2 separate regions of the Homo sapiens genome follow, and region 2 is linked to region 1. A link is a loop called in an ENCODE intact Hi-C map of the cell type or tissue named here. Cell type or tissue: PC-9. All regions are shown on one strand. Each heading gives the region's core, and the rest is flanking DNA. Links, peaks and the distances in the headings are about the cores only.

What was found. Peaks named below come from ENCODE experiments on the same cell type or tissue, not always from the same donor. Only the 100,000 strongest peaks of a DNase experiment are listed, where the experiment ranks them.
Region 2: it touches region 1 in a loop (9-fold over the local background); 2 of 110 quality-filtered maps call a loop at or near these places.

Annotation. Positions count from the first base shown.
Region 1 is chr20:49,340,425-49,348,752 of GRCh38, forward strand. The region is part of intron 2 of LOC105372649 (a long non-coding RNA gene); the gene reads left to right. Among named protein-coding and RNA genes, the nearest start is that of SNORD12, 64 kb to the left of the region's middle. In PC-9, for the core only: no CTCF peak of the experiment used is centred there; DNase peaks (open chromatin) are centred at 4,787 and 5,317; H3K4me3 peaks cover 447 bases; H3K27ac peaks cover 1,185 bases.
Region 2 is chr20:50,081,133-50,089,460 of GRCh38, forward strand. It overlaps PEDS1-UBE2V1 (PEDS1-UBE2V1 readthrough), which reads right to left. Exons shown (of 8, transcript NM_199203.3): 7 at 2,997-3,122; 8 at 1-1,782. The coding sequence ends at 1,636. UBE2V1 (ubiquitin conjugating enzyme E2 V1) reads right to left here. Exons shown (of 4, transcript NM_001032288.3): 3 at 2,997-3,122; 4 at 1-1,782. The coding sequence ends at 1,636. Among named protein-coding and RNA genes, the nearest start is that of UBE2V1, 28 kb to the right of the region's middle. In PC-9, for the core only: CTCF peaks have their summits at 4,511 (motif pointing left) and 4,711; DNase peaks (open chromatin) are centred at 4,499, 5,509, 6,259 and 7,069; H3K4me3 peaks cover 1,240 bases; H3K27ac peaks cover 3,070 bases.

The DNA of each region.
Region 1 (8,328 bases), core at 308-8,307:
CGTCTTCATCTAGCGTCTGCACCCCCTAACCGTCTTTCCAAAGCCTCGGGGATGGCAGGGAAACTGCAGGGCTTGGGATCCCGCAGAACCAAAGAGTTGGGAGAAATCTGCAATTTTGAGACTGAAGGAACAAGCCTTGTCGTTATGTTGACACTGAAAATAGCTTTATGCTTCCACTCAGTGCCAGCTGAGTCACGGTCCTACTGACATCTCCTGCCCATTCAGGGCTTCCCACATTTCATCTCCCAGACACACTCTCCTGGCCCTTGCCCTATTCTCCTTATTGTATACTTAATTTTTTAATGAACTCTCTCCCTTCCCTTCCCTTTCCTTCCCTCTCTCTCTCTCTTTCTTTCTTTTCTCTTTTTTGGATGGAGTTTCACTCTTGTCACCCAGGTTGGAGTACAGTGGGGTGATCTTAGCTCACTGCAACTTCCACCTCCCAGGGTTCAAGCGATTCTCCTGCCTCAGCCTCCTGAGTAGCTGGGATTACAGGCGTGCACCACCATGCCTGGCTAATTTTTGTATTTTTAGTAGAGATGGGGTTTCACCATTTGACCAGGCTGGTCTTGAACTCCTGACCTCAGGTGATGTGCCTAACTCGACCTCCCAAAGTGCTGGGATTACCGGCATGAGCCACCGTGCGCAGCCCCTCCTTCCCTCCCTTGTCTCCCTCCCCCACTTCCCTCTCCCCCCCTTCTCTCTCCCCCTTCCCCCCCTTCCCTCTCCCCCTCCCCCCTCCCTCCCTCCCTCCCTCCCTTCCTCCCTTCCTTCCTTCCTTCCTTCCTTCCTTCCTTCCTTCCTTCCTTCCCTCTTTCTTGACAGAATCTCCCTCTGTCACCCAGGCTGGAGTGCAGTGGCACAATCTCTGCTTGCTACAACCTCGGCCTCCCAGGTTCAAGCGATTCTGTCACTTCAGCCTCCCTAGTAGCTGGGACTACAGGTGCACACCACCATGCCCAGCTAATTTTTGTATTTTTAGTAGAAATGGAGTTTCACCATGTTGGCTAGGCTGGTCTCGAACTCCTGACCTCAAGTGATCCACCCATCTCGGCCTCCCAAAGTACTGGGATGACAGGTGTGAGTCACCATGCCCAGCCTTCTTTTCTTTACTCAAATAAATTTATTTGAAAAGAAAACTACTTAAATATATGTTTAAAGAGGAAACATTTTATCACAATTATAAAATAAAATAAACAATAATAGCAAACATTTATTAAGCACCCGTAAGAGTGCCAAGCACTGTCTCAGCCTTTTATACATACTCACTCATTGGATTCTGAGTTAGATGCAATGATTATCCCCATTTTACATGTGAGAAAACTGAGGTTCAGAGAGGTTTGGCCACTTTGCTGGAAGTTGCAGTTAGTGAGTGGCAGAGTGGGGATTCGAACTCAGGAGCTGCACCTACTGCTTAGGTTCCCTGCACAGTATATCAGCCTCATGAGGGCAGGGGTTTTGGTTTCTGTGTCCCTGGGCCTAAAATAGTGCCTGACACACAATAATGCTCAATAAATACTTGTTGATAAAAACAAATGAATAAATGAATGATCAGTTGCTATACTAAGAAGACAATCAGGCTGGGCATGGTGGCTCACGCCTATGATCCCAGCACTTTGGGAGGCCGAGGCGGGTGGATCACCTGAGGTCAGGAGTTTGAGACCAGCCTGGCTAACATGGTGAAACTCCATCTCTACTAAAAATACAAAAATGAGCCAGGCATGGTCGTGGGCACCTGTAATCTCAGCTACTTGGGAGGCTGAGGCAGAGAATTGCTTGAAACCCGGGAGATGGAGTTGCAGTGAGCCGAGATGGCACCACCACTGCGCTCCAGCCTGGGTGACAGCATGAGACTCTGTCTCAAAAAAAAAAAAAAAAAAAAAAAAGACAATCAGAAAAATAAATACAATGGAAACCAGAGAAGTCCACTGTTGCCTGCTCAAGATGCTGAGCATGAAGCCTGTTCTCCTGATTCAGACAAGAAACCAGCCAGTGTGGAGTGATAGGAAGAACACACTCATAGCCAATGGAGACTTGCTCCTTGACAAATTAGAAAAATTATACTGGAATCTTGGCACTTTGGGAGGCCTAGGTGGGAGGATTGCTTAAGCCCAGGAGTTTGAGACCAGCCTGGGCAAAATGGCAAAACCCCATCTCTAAAAAAAAAAAAAAAGATACAAAAATTAGCTGGGTGTGGTAGTGGGTGCCTGTAGTCTCAGCTACTCAGGGGGTTGAGGTGGGAGGATCACCTGAGCCTGCGAGGCAGAGGTTGCAGTGAGCCGAGATCGGGCCACTGCACTCCAGCCTGAGCAACAGAGGGAAACCCTGTCTCAAAATAAATTAAAAAAAAAAAAAAGGCTTAAAAGGAGGCTAATTTTTTTCCTTTAGGAGTCAGTTGTTATAAACATTTTTAACAGTGAATTCACATACCATGCCATTCACCCATTTAAAGTGTACAGTTCAATTCTTTTCAGTATATAGAAAAAATTGTACAACCATCACCACAGTCCAATTTAGAGCATTTTTATCCTCCTCTGAAAGAAACCCTGTACTCGTTAGCAGCCTCTCCTTCCTCCGACCCCTCTAGCCCTCAGCAATCACTAATCTTTTTCTGTCTTTATGGATTTGCCTATTCCGGACATTTCATATAAATGGAATCACACAATATGTGGTCTTTCGTGACTAGCTGCTTTCACTTGGCAGAATGTTTTCAAGGTTCTCCCATCTTGTAGCCTGGATCAGTACTGGAGTCAGTTATTTAATGCTACATCCTGGGTTCGGGTAAAACGACCTAAAATGTGAGTCCCCCGCTTCAGGAAGCGCCGCTGTAATGAATAAAGAACCTTTTGGGGGAATCATAGCTCAATCTCTTCCTGGTTCTAAGCGGGCAGGTTCAGGCTTCCCTGCGGTGGGGTTGGAGCAGGAGGTTTATCTTTCAGCTGTCCTTGGGACTGGGCAGGAACTTGTTCAAATGTTACTGCTACTCTATCCTCCTTCCTAAATCAGGACTCTGGACGCTCCTGGGAATCACTGTCTGTTGCTGCTCTCTGGGAGTGTGAATGAATCACTGGGTGAGAATGTCAGTAGCACCTGTGTGTGCTGGTCTGGGGCGAGAATCCTGGGCCAAGGGGCAGCGGAGGGGAGAAAGAAGCAGATGGCCACGAGGCCAGCAAGGGGCTGTCCGACTCGTACCCCACAGCCAGCATTCCCTGCCTCTACCCGTACACTTGTTTTGGCTGCAGGAAGCTGTTTTAGGTGGAAATCATTTGATGTGTGTAGGTGCTGTCTTCCCAAACACACCGTGCTCGACAATTGCCCCAGCTCTGCAGGATAGACTTTTTGTAGCTCTTGGTAGCTACCCATTTTTTCAGCCTCTAAATAGTGGTGGTGCCTGTTTTAATCCTCTCATGGATCGTGTAAAGTAGGTGATCTTTTCCCCATTCACAGATGGGAAACTGAGCTTCAGGATAGTCACATGACTTGTCCAAGTTCTCATGATTAGGAAACGTTGGAGCTGGGCTTTGAACTGGACTGCAAAGCTTGTGCTCTTGACGAAATAGGAAGGCAGAGGCTGTGGTGGGGAGCAGCTTGGTTATGGGTACCCAGAAGGCAGAGCCGTTTCTTGCGTACCATAAAATGGGACATTTACCTTGGGTACTCCCTTTGGAGTGTGTTGCTGGAACTTGTGCAGGGACTTAGGGAATCTTCTGGGGAAGAGGCCAGCAATGTGTTGGGGATGGAGACGAGGAGCACTCAGTGTTATGTTTTGGAGCCTTGTCCTACACCTGAGGACCTCCAAGTCTATCAGTCAAGGCCCTTTGGGAAATGAGTGAAAGAACTCAACCAGCTCGAGCAAGGATAATTTATTGACTCATGTAAAGAAAATATCCAGGATAAGACTGCCTTCAGGTATGGCTGGATCCAGGGGTTTAAAGGTTGAAGCCACTGCCTCACTTTCTTTTGGCCTTGCTCTCCTCTCTGTTGACTTTGTGCTTAGGTAGGCATCCTGTGGTGGCACTAATGGCTGCCAGCAGCTCTAGGCTTTCTTCCTCCCCATTCTGCATCACAAAGCTGAAGACAGCATCTCACTTCCAATGGTCTCAGTCTCAGCTACAGGTCTGGGGTTGCTGCTTATTGACCAGGCTCATCTCACACCCCTGGTTCATATTCCTGAATCAATGGGTGGGGGGAGGGTGGGGGAATGCACTGTTTTGATTGGCCGGTGCTGGGTCAGGTGCATATCCTTGGAAGTGGAGGCATGGTCAGTCCTACTTGAACCACGTGAACCAAGAAGGAAAACTCGGGACCCTTGTATCAGAAGCAATGGGAATGGATGCTGGGAATGTTTCAGGCCACAGACATCCTCCTCGTGGGTGGCAGAGAAGCCACCATTCATCTCTGTGGCTTTGCTGCCAACTTGCCATGGGACCTTGAGCAAGCCACTTCCCTTCTCTGAGCCTCAGTTTCCTCATCTGAACAGCGATGATCTTTAAGGGCCCATACAGCCCTGAACTTTTGAGGCCAACAGGGTTTGTCTAGCCAACAGCCTGGCATCCTAGCTTGACAGGTCCAAGCTAAGGCTTAGGAATGCATGGCCTTCAGAAACCCTGGGGTCGAACCTGGGGCTGGGCGCCTGGCCTCTTGTTCTTGCCCATCCTGGCAGGGTACAGCCTGTGATGTGGGAGGGAAGGGTTCTGAGGAGGTTTCTTTGCACATCCCCAGCATTCTCCGTCTATAATTGGCTCCAAATGAAATGATCTCATCCCTGAACACTGAGGAAGAAAGGGTGGGGGTGAAGCTGCTCGCTGGCAGCATCTGACATAGTTTATGACTAACCCGCTTCCCTCCCGAGGCAGGGAGAGACGGTCCGCTCTCTCGAAGACAATGTACAATTTTGAAAAAAAAAATAAAAAAGTCTTGGTAAATAGATTGAGGAGGCTCCAGCCTCCTGGGCTTTTGGGAGGCCCAAGGCATTTTTCCCCTCTGCCCAAACCAGGTATCTTTTGCCCATTGCTCACAAGTCAACGTGACCCGTGCTATTACCATTCCCCAAACTTTTCACGTCAAACCCTGGCCGGGAAGGTGGTCAATGTAGCCAGTCCATCAAGCGATTTGTCCCATATGGATTCTCAATTGAGTTTTGTGGCCGGCTGGAGCTTGTTTAAATGCCCATACATTAATTTTGAAAGATGAGCTCCTAATCAACTTTTAAAAAGCTTGTCACAGCACCATCTGTTTGGCGTTTGTCACTATTGCATTACATAAGAGGAAAGACATTTTTAAAGAATGCGGCTACATTTAGTAATTGGATCGCCGGAGAGAAGCCAAACCGGGGCGGATGGCACCGTGATTCAGAAATGCCACGGGCCCTTCTCCGGGGTGTGGCGGCCTCCCCAAATTCCACGCGGTCTTGGCAGAGACCTGAGTGCAGCCCAGCTTGGGAGACAGGCTTGGGGTGGCTTCTTTTCCTCTTGCCTTGGTCTTCCTCTTATTTTTTCCATTTGTTCTCCCTCACCCCTTGCTACCCCAGTATTAGCAGTGACCAAGTGGCTTTACTTCCCTGAGTCCCAATTTCCTCATCTGGAAAATGGGATTCACAAGAGCACCATCTTGTGAGGTTTAAATGCATTAATGCCTACGGTGCCTGGCACGTGGTGAGTGCTTTATAAAGTGTTGCTATTTTATAAAGCTATGTCTGATGCATAGTAGGTGCCAACACATGTTCATTTTCCTTCCTTTTTCCCTTCCCTTTATTTATTTATTTATTTAGAGACAGGGTCTTGCTCTGTTGCCTAGGCTGGAGCACAGTGGTGCAATCTCAGCTCACTGCGGCCTTCACCTCCCAGGTTCAAGCAATTCTCCCACTTCAGCTCCCTGAGTAGCTGGAACTACAGGCATGCACCACCACACCTGACTAATTTTTTGTATTTTTTTTGGTAGAGACGGGGTTTCACCATGTTGGCCAGGCTGGTCTGGAACTCCTGACCTCAAGTGATCCATCAGCCTTGGCTTCCCAAAGTGCTGGGATTACAGGCGTGGGCCACCGTGCCCGGCCCCTTCCTTCCATTTAATTCAACAAGTTCTTAGGAAGTGCCCACGTTTGAGGCAGAGCTGGCATCATGCACATGCACAGCCATTTGCACAGGGCCCCACACTCACAAGAATGCTGAGCTTGGTTTAGCGTTCTGCTGTCGCTGGCTTGACATTCTTAATTTTTGAACAAGGGGCCCTGCATTTTCATTTTGTACTGGACCCCACAAATTATGCAGCTGGTCTCATCTGGAGGTCTAGAATGATGCTATGTCTTATTTGACCGTCTGATATTTAAAATAACAATAGAGTCAACGTTTTAAAATCAGGAGAGTTCACACAACAGTCTGGCTTATTTTAGAAAATTAGAACATCTTGCCACTGTGAGTCTGCATTCCCACACACTGCCACATGGGCTGGAGCTGGAGTCCTCTATACAGGCCACATCCGCCACTGTCCCCACCACTCCTGGAGGCTTTGGACTGAGTCTCTTTGCTCATTTATAGAGCTTCCAGCATGGTAGCTGGGATCATGGGCTTTGCAGCCAGGTATGTGTTCAGCTTTTCTGTTAATCATCACAGTAACCTCTCTCTTAGGGTAGTAAGGATTAAACTAGTTAATATAGGCAAAGCATCTGGAATATGTTGCACTGTTATTGCTACTGTTCTGCTTTATCCTGGTGCAGAAGCTCAGACCCCCAGTCTGAGGGCTGCCCCTCCGGGAGCTGGAAGCTGCGCCTGTGGCAGCTGGCTATGAAAGCGTCTCTTTCTGCTGTCCCACACAGCAGCCGTTGTCAATGTCCACTTTCTCTCCCTCCACCTGCAGCACCAGAGTTCACACCTTGGGCCCGCCCTCCTAGCATTATTTTGAGAAAAGGGCCTTCTGTCCTGTAAATAGGCTGAGTCATCCCTGCCTCAGGGCCTTTGCACACGCTGCACTTGCTTCCTAGAATACTTCTTTTCCCATCGCTTTGCTTGGCCATCTTCTCCTTTTGGTCTAGCTCAAATGGTACTTCCTCAGGGAGGCTTTTCCTGATCGCCTAAGAAAAGTAGCCCTGTTTTCTTTCCCCTGTCATACACATTCGCCTATATTATTTTCTTCCCAGAACTGGTTTGTTGTGTATCTCCCAGAGGACCAGGTCTGCCTTGGTCACTGTGATATCCCTAGCACTTAGGCCATTGCCTGGCACATGGTAGATGTTTGATAATTATTTATTGAATGAATGAAGGAAGGAAGAAAAGAATTCATCAACTCCTCATGACCACCCTGTAAAGCAGGGACAAGAGACCTGAGTCATGGAGAAGAGAAGGGACTCCTCAAGGTCGCACAGCCCAGAAGGGGCAGAAAGGGTGATGAGGACCTAGGTTTTCTGCTTCTACACCCCCTGTCCCCTCAACCCCCCAGGTGGGAAGCAGCAGAGACATTTGGATCTTTGGCTCGACCAGCCACCAAGAACGGGTCAAGTGTGCAGCAAGGCCCAGAGCACAGCGTCTGAGGGTGGTGAGAGCGATTCACCCAGGCAGCCAGGAGGCGAGACTGTTTACAGGGGCTAGCGGCTGTCGCCATGACAACCGGACAGCCTACAGCTTCCTGCGTCACCAGGGACGCAGGTTTGCTCTTGGCTGGGAAGCAGTGGGGACAATGGAGTGGGGGCTGGGAAATGGGGGGACCCTAAACACTCAGTCTTGGGGGGAGGCAGTTCTCATTTCTGGTTTTTTTTTTTTTTTTGAGATGGAGTCTCGCTCTGTCGCCCAAGCTGGAGTGCAGTGGTGCGATCTCGACTCACTGCAACCTCTGCCTCCCGGGTTCAAGTGATTCTCCTGCCTCAGCCTCCTGAGTAGCTGGGATTACAGGCGTGTGCTACCATGCCCGGCTAATTTTTGTAGTTGTAGTAGAGATGGGGTTTCACCATGTTGCCCAGGCTGGTCTGGAACTCTTGACCTCAAGTGATCTGACTAACTCAGCCTCCCAAAGTGCTGGGATTACAGGTATTAGCCACCATGCCCGGCTGGGAGTTCTCATTTCTGAGAGTTGCTTGAAGGCTGGGAGGGCCTGGTGATGCTACCTAAGTGTGTGTGTGTGTGTGTGTGTGTGTGTGTGTGTGTGTGTGTGTGTAGTGTCTGGGCTGTGTGGAGCCAAGCTGCCTGGGTCTGAATCTCAGCTTTGCCTCTTCTGTGCCGTGGCATTTTGGGCAAGTGAGTTAATCTCTCGGTGCCTTAGTTCCCTCTAATGTAAAATAAGGTGGACAGTAGTACCTCATAGGACTGTTATGAGGATTAAATGAGATAATAGTCTCAC
Region 2 (8,328 bases), core at 178-8,177, 740 kb after region 1:
AACGCACACTTTTTTTTTATTATATTAAAATCAGGCAATGGTCTGACAATAAAAAGGCTGCTTATGGAATACTGTTATGTTAAACTTCACTTACAGGATGTTAAATCCTTAGAACTAAGGTTTTCCCCCCAGAAAAAGATTAATGGAAACATCAATTGCTTTTCAGACTTGATAGTTGCTGCTTCAAAAGGTGGTTTTACACAAATACTAAATTAAAAAAAAAAAAAAAACCTTTAGTACACAATGAATTGCTTTTATTTCGGTATGCATCCACATTTCAGCATTTAGTGGTCCTGAACAGCAAGTGGAAAGACGCAGCAATTTGCCAGGAGGTCAAGCCCACCAATTTCGGGGATCTGCTGTGCACACCGGGTTCCTTCTTAATCCCTGCTGAGGATCTTGGGAAGCAGCAGCAGCACCAAAACCAAGGCATGCACCGGATTCAAGGTTCTTTTTGTTCCAGTTGTCAGATTCCAAACTAGACCCCAATGGATTGCAAGGATGACCAAATGAAAGCCCTGTTTAAAACTTCTTCAATTTTTAAAAGCAAAAGCAGTTACAGGAAAGTAAAACAATTCAGAGGGATCATGTGTGCTTACAAGTATCTTCATGCGGTCTTTCTCCAAGTTCAACCACCAAGGACTCCGAGAGCTGGCAGGTCTGAGTAACCCTGGTGACTATTCTTTTCACCTTATCAAAACCTGAGCTAAAAACAATGCATCAGCTGATGACAGCAGAGGGTGGCAGGGCTGAGGACCCAATATTCATTTCCCAGGCTGGTGGAGAGTGAGTGAGTATGGTTCCAAAACTAAACAAGGGAGGTCAGAGGCTCTTTCCAACCTTACCTGATGGCTTCTGGCCAAAGCAAGGAAGTGTCATGGAAGGTGTTGGGTGGTGACGGTGCAAAAAGGAACTTGAGGAGGAGGGAGAAAAAGCAGCACCCCTCGATAAAGGTGGGGGAGAGAAGATATGGGGAAAGCCCTGAATTCCTCACCGAAGGCCAATCTCAGAGGGGAGTGGAGGGGTTACAATCTATGCTTCGGCCAAGGGCGGGAGTGGAGGAGCGTGGGGACAGGATGATGGTTTGGAAGGGGCATCACTTAAGACTTAAAGAAACCAGGGGTGCAGGCGAAACACCCCACACACCTAGCAGTAGTCCCACAGGCTGCGACCTGAAACCTTCACATCTACTCTAACAAGCCCCCCAGGCTAGAGGGCTGTTGTTGCAGGGAGGGTGGGAGGCGGGAGGGTAAGGGGAGAAGGCAGAGACCCCAGGCCGTGTAATCAGCAGCAAGGTGATTGTGTGATGTGTCTTTTCACAGTTGAGTTAGATGTGCCCCACCAGTTATGATGGGAATCAATTTAAATAGACTTTCTTGATCCCAGAAGTTCAACTACGTGGACAGTGGTTACACTTGACAGGATGATTTGTTATAGCACAACTTATATATTTCAAATGGACAAAAAATTAGTATCATTTACAGTATCTTAAGATAAATTTCCTTTGAATGGGAGCTTCCTTTCCGGTACTTTGAGGTCTACAAGACGTATCTAGAAAATTTACTACTGTGGAAAATGAAGACTGATTAAATCGAATTGGGGGGAAGGGGAAGGGCCTGTGGTTTTTCTTTTTGATTAATTGCTGTAACACTGTCCTTCGGGCGGCTGAGGGAGTTTCATATTTTCTTTAGACATCATTAGGCGCCGAAGCTCTTGCAGGACAACTTTGATGCTATATGAATTCTGCCATTTTGCTAGCACTGATATGGCTCTTGGGTCCACCTACAACAAGGCAAACAAAAGCAAATTACTCTCAGACTCTCAAACAAAATAGCTATATGCCGGGGTTAAGCTAAGGTGCAAACTGGAGTAAGATGTACTTTTTAAGCTGAACCTGCTGCTAATCCTAATACCTTACATGCGGAATACCTACCTGCTAGAGTCCCTCCCTCCAGTCAGCCTGCCTTTCCCTTTTGTGCCCTGAACCATTACTATCTGGGATAAGGAAACGGTGGTACTGACACTTGGGTGAGACTCAACCCAGCCCTACTTGGCTCTTCAATAATGGCCGCTGCTGGGCTGGCGGCTGCCGGGCTCAGGACCTGTCCTCTTCACTGCGCCCAGGTCAGGGGGACAGATGTGCATGCAGGGCAGTACGGACAGCCAAGGCAAAGGGTGGCCAGGACACCTGCTCCAGTGACAAGGGCCTGCCACAGAGCCAGCACCTCTCAGGTTAAGGCAGCATTTCCCAAAATAAATTCCCCAAAGCACAGGTTGAGCTCTGGGCTCAGGACTTTAGGTGGAACTCAGATTCAGGATTAAACACTAAACACACTGTAACAAAGCTCATCTCTTTTCAATTTTCCAGTCTTCTGAGTATCTCAAAGACGAAGGCTTGGCGTGACGTTAACATGTGTAGCATCCCTTCAACACTTGCTGATCTCCTCTTTGAACAGGAGAGCAGGCCTCAAAGGCTCAAAGCTTTTGGCAAATGACACATGGAGTCAAGATTTATTAACATTGCTCTGTTTTTGTAATATTTACTGTTGCCATTATTGCCCAGTTATGACAACTGAGACAGGTTTTTCATTTATGGTAGTAAAAATAAAAAAGCAAGGCCATTAAAGGAAAAAAATATTACATGCCAGTGGTTCACAAATAAGGCCCAGGGGGGTAAAGGTGTAGCCCTGGGAAAGATCTTCCACGTCTGTGCCTCAGTTTCCTCATCTCTACCTCACTGGGGTGGCATGAGGAAAGAGCTCATATTTCAAAGCGACCAGCACAGAACTAGCCCAGGGTAAGTGCTATATGAGTGATCGCCAGATATAATTGGGAAACAGGCCCCATCCCAAATCTGTGCTCCTATGCACAGTGATACAGTTTATCAACAAATAACCAAAGAACCTAGGAATTGGGCCCAGTCTAAAAGCTCCTGATGTTAAGTACAAAGCAACTGTCAACTCCAAGGAACAAGTGGGACAGAGAAAACAACTTACCACTCCATTAGAACTATTTACTCCATTCATATTAATTTTTGTTACAAATCTTACAAAGGGGGGTGCTTCTGGGTATTTAGGTCCACATTCTATTTTAAGGCTGTATATTCGGTTTTCATAAATTGTCTGGAAAAAAAGAGTACGGAGATGTCACGCAATTACAAACAAAGCATTCAAAAAGGTAGAGCTTGTGAAACCCCATTTATCCCTGACTGTAGAACTGGTACATCTGCTTCCAGCATGGAGTCTACTTGTTCTGTGGTAGGTCAGCAGTTCTATACTAGTTCCTACACTAGTTTATATGACTTCCGGGCCTTGGGGGAATACAAAGAAGATGGAGCATTTAAGCTAGTACCAGTGAAGTTTTTAGTATTAAGTCTAATCAGAGGGACCTGTTTTTATGTTAATTTCTCTACTTTGCAGTCCTTCTCTGGGGAATGGTAAGAGGCATTCTCTATTCTAGGAAGCCGAGTTAAATGTCCACTCACCAGGATCATCAGCCAATCAGTTAAATAACACTATGTGGTATTAAAGCACAGAACAGGTCACTGCTTTAGAGAACCTCAAAATTAAGACAAGACGAGGGAGGGGTGCAGACTCAGAGCTGCTTCCCCCTTCTCCATCACTCCGGGGTTAGGCACTGGGTAAGGGATTTCAACTGGGGTGTTCCATCCCTCCCTGCAGTCTTTTTTTTTTTTTTTGGTAGTCTGACCTGAGAGATTACTGGCATTCAATGGGTGAGGCAGCACAGGGAAAAGCAGTCTTTTTTTTTTTTTTTTTTTTTTGAGACAGAGTTTTGCTCTTGTTGCCCAGGCTGGAGTGCAATGGTGCGATCTCGGCTCACCGCAACCTCCGCCTCCCGGGTTCAAGTGACTCTCCTGTCTCCTGAGTAGCTGGGATTACAGGCATGTGCCACCATGGCCGGGTAATTTTGTATTTTTAGTAGAGACAGGGTTTCTCCATGTTGGTCAGGCTGGTCTCGAACTCCTGACCTCAGCTGATCTGCCCTCTTCGGCCTCCCAAAGTGCTGGGATTACAGGCATGAGCCACCGTACCCAGCCAAAAACCGTCCTTCTTTAAAAGGCTAACTGTGCCTTTGTTGAGAAACACTGAAAAGTCCAACCCCCTATGCCAATAACCTCTTCACTGTACCATCTACCCCATAAGCAGGGAGATGCGCTCTGTTGCCCGGCTGTTCCTTCTGCTTGGAGCGTCCTGCCCCCACCTGAAATGCCTTGCAACCCTGAAGACCCAGCTCAAACACTACCTAGTCCCTAGCTTTCTATCCCATATGAAGTCACACTGCTATCACATGTGTCTGAAGACCACACTGAAGGGTGATGTCTCCCAGTAAAGAGTAACCCCCTCAAAGGCAGGGGCTCCCCTCTCTGTGGGTTCCCCTGTCAGGCATCAGTGCCTTCTCCGGCATCAGTACCCTCTCCGGCATCCGTGCCCTCTCCTCAGGAAAGGAGTCTTGTACTGCATAATTGCTCCCGTGTAAACAGCGGCATCTAGTGGTCTTTGGGGAGAATAAATCAGAGGATGTGATTTAAACCCTTGATTCAGAAGGCATTCATAATATACCCATGGAAACTTTTCTTGTCCACAGGGATCCCAAACTACAACCAAACCAAAACTGTGAATTTCTACCTACCCTCAACCTGCCCTCTTCCTCCTCAGTGAATGACATCAGCATCTACCCAGTTAGCTAAAGCAAAAACTAGCAGGCAACCCAATTCCCCTCTCCCTTACCCTCTACCTGCCAGTGGTCAGAAGGTCCCACTGTTCTACCTCTGAAAGAGACCCCACTGTTCTACCTCTGAAAGAGACCCCATATCCATCCACTTTCCTCCACCACCGTCACCTCTTCTGAACTCCCCCAAGTCTCTTTCTCTCTTGCTCCCGGCACAGCAGCCAGACCAACGTCTTAAAAACAGGAAGCTGTCTCTGCTGGCTTAACCCTCTGATGGCTCCTAGTGACCTGAAGAGGAAGCCAAAGTTCCCAGACTGACCCGGGCAGCCCTAACTGCCTCTTCTTTTACTCTTCTCCCTCCCCTGCCCACCATTCCTCTTCAACCTTGCCAAGTTCTCTCCACCTTGGGGCTCTCACCCCAGCTGCTTCCCCTTGGAAGTGTTCCCGATCCCCTCAGCCCCTCCCAACTGAGGCTCAGTTATGCATCAGACACCCTCACTAAACACAGAAAAAGGAGGGTGGGGGCCTTGACAGGGGCCCTCAACTGAATTGGTACTCAAATGTTTGTTGAATGTTTCTCTTCACACTTTTATATTATAAAATAAACACCTCATTGCAATTAAGGTGTTTCCTCAAAGAAAAAAAAAACCCAGTAAACAGAACAAGTAGGAAGCAAACAAAGGCATGACTCACATACAGATTTATGGAGAATATAACAGATCCATCCTCAGAACCTATCATAGTCTCCATCAACAACTATATACTCAGTGTTGACTGAATAGATCCTGAATGGAGCAAAAATCATGCTCCCTGGTTTTGTCACACAATTCAAGAATGAAATTCCTTACATTTTAAGGAATCAAATTTCTCACCACTGATATTCATCTGGTAATTTCACTGGAAGACAGTAAAAAAAAAAGCCTCAAGTCATCACAGACACACACCTGAAGGGTCATTTAAAAGCCCCAACCTAAGGCCGGGTGAGCTGGCTCACGCCTGTAATCCCAGCACTTCGGGAAGCCGAGACAGGCGGATCACAAGGTCAGTAGATCGAGACCATCCTGGCTAACACGGTGAAACCCTGTCTCTACTAAAAATACAAAACATTAGCCGGGTGTGGTTGTGGGCGCCTATAGTCCCAGCTACTTGTGAGGCTGAGGCAGGAGAATGGCACGAACCCGGGAGGTGGAGCTTGCAGTGAGCCGAGATTGCGCCACTGCACTCCAGCCTGGGCGACAGTGCGAGACTCCATCTCAAAAACAAAAAACAAAAAACAAAAAACCCCAAGCTAAGGCTGGGTGCGGTGGATGACGCCTGTAATCTCGGCATCTGGGGGGGCCGAGGTGGGTGGATAACCTGAGGTCAGGAGTTCGAGACCCATCTGGCCAACATGATGAAACCCTGTCTCTACTAAAAATACAAAAATTAGCCAGGCATATTGGCAGGTGCCTGTAGTCCCAGCTAACCGGGGGGCTGAGACAGGTGAACTGCTTAAACCTGGGAGGTGGAAGTTGCAGTGAGCCGAGACTGCACCACTCCACTCCAGCCTGGGTGACATTGCGACACTTTGTCAAAAAAAAAAAAAAAAAGCCCCAAGCTAGACTTTAATAGAAACCAGGGTTACAGGGTTTCTGGTTTTTTTATTTTGTTCATGAGTGCTCCAGGGACCTGCTAAAAAGGTTTCAGCAAAGGAAATGTGCCTGAAGGAGAATTGCTGGAACATTCTGCGTCTGTGAGAAATACTGCTCTTAAGATTCATTATTTGATCATGAAACAAACACTTTCCACTTTGTTGATATGGCTCATGCTTTGTGGAGCCGTTTGGCAGTGCTCATCAACATGTGAAATGGGCATGCTCAGACCAGCAGGCCCCTTCCTAGCAATTTCCTTCAGAGAGACGCAAACTTGTGCACAAAATGTGAAGCACTGTCTGCAATAGCAAAAATAACTACAATCTACATGTCTCCTTGCAAGGGACTATATGAACATGGCATATTCATATAACCCGGAGACTTCGTAGCCTTCTCAAAGGCCGAGGGACACTCCTTGGGCACACACACACATACGAAAGACTGGCAAAACATGGCACCAGGTATAGACGATACATTGTAGGATATGTATAGCCTATAAAAGCAGACATACACTTTCTTCCAATTCTGGATATATTTGTGTGCACACAGGCTACTTTGTCCATTAGGCACTACAGGCCCAGAGCCTGGAGATTATAAATTTTTCCTGGGCCAAATGCATACATATGAGATAACCCCAGTCTAATCATTAAAAAAAAAAAAAAAAAAAGACAAATTCCAATAGAGAGACAGTCTACAAAATACCTGACCAGTACTCCTCAAAACAGCCAAGGGCATCAAAAACAAGAAAAACCTGAGAAATGTCATTGCCACGAGGAGCCAGAGATATGATGACTAAGTGTAATGTGGTATCTTGGATGGGATTCTGGAACAAAAAACAGATATAAGTAAAAACTAAGAACACCTGAATAAAGTATGGACTTTAGCTAATAATAATGTATCAACGTTGGTTTATTGGTTGTGACAAATGTACCATAATAACATAAGATGCTAGCAACAGGGAAAAGGTAGCACAGGAAGTACTACCTTTGCAACTTTTCTATAAGCCTGTAAGTATTAGAAAATAAAATTTGTTTTAAAAATGTATGAGCTAGGCTAGGCACGGTGGCCCACGCCTGTAATCTCAGCACTTTGGGAGGCCAAGACAGGAGGACTGCGTGAGCCCAGGAGTTCAAGACCAGCCTGGGCAACAAAGTGAGACCCTGTCTCTACAAAAAGTAAAAAAAAATTAGCCAGGTGTGGTGGTGCGCCTGTGGTCTTGGCTACTTCGGAGGCTGAGGCAGGAGGATTACTTGATCCCAGGAGGTCAAGGCTACAGTGAGCTGTGATTGTGTCACTGAACTTCAGCCTGGGTGACAGAATGAGACCCTATCTCAAAAAAAAAAAAAAAAGTATGAGATATGAGAAAAGGAAAAAGGTATTAATTACAAAAATATGCAAGGAAAATTACAAAATCTAAACATACAAAAAGGAAACATTAGGTCAACCAGTCACCTGCTATTCAGTTCCAATCTTACATAGTTATATACAAATTACGTTTAATGTACAATGTGGGTACATGCTATGTTAGAATGCAGATCACAGTAACTGTTGGGGAGAAGAGTGGGGATATGGCAGTTAGGGATAAATCAGGAAAAAAGACTCCACACTAGGTTTTATAACAGAATTTAATATAAGACATTGCTTAAACAGGCGTCAGTGGACTGAAAATGTTCAAAGGGAATCTAAGCTAACACAGATGTAATAACGAAATGAAGCAGGATGGAAACTCTTAAGGGAGGGGGGGATAAGCTGGAGTTTACCAGGGTTGAGTTTACCAGGGTTGGAGGCTAAGGAAGAGGTCTGAAGAGTTGAACTCAGAACTCTGAGGAAGGGGTGCTGCCTGGCTGCTGCTAGAACCTCCAAGGAGGGGGCTTGGCGGGATGTGATGAGGCTGGTTTTGTGAATGTCCCCAGAAAGCTGGAGGTTGAAACACACTGCTGATGCCAGGATGAAGGGCTGTTACCAGGGTGGTACAGACAGAACAAACAGGCAAACTGGATACAGCAAA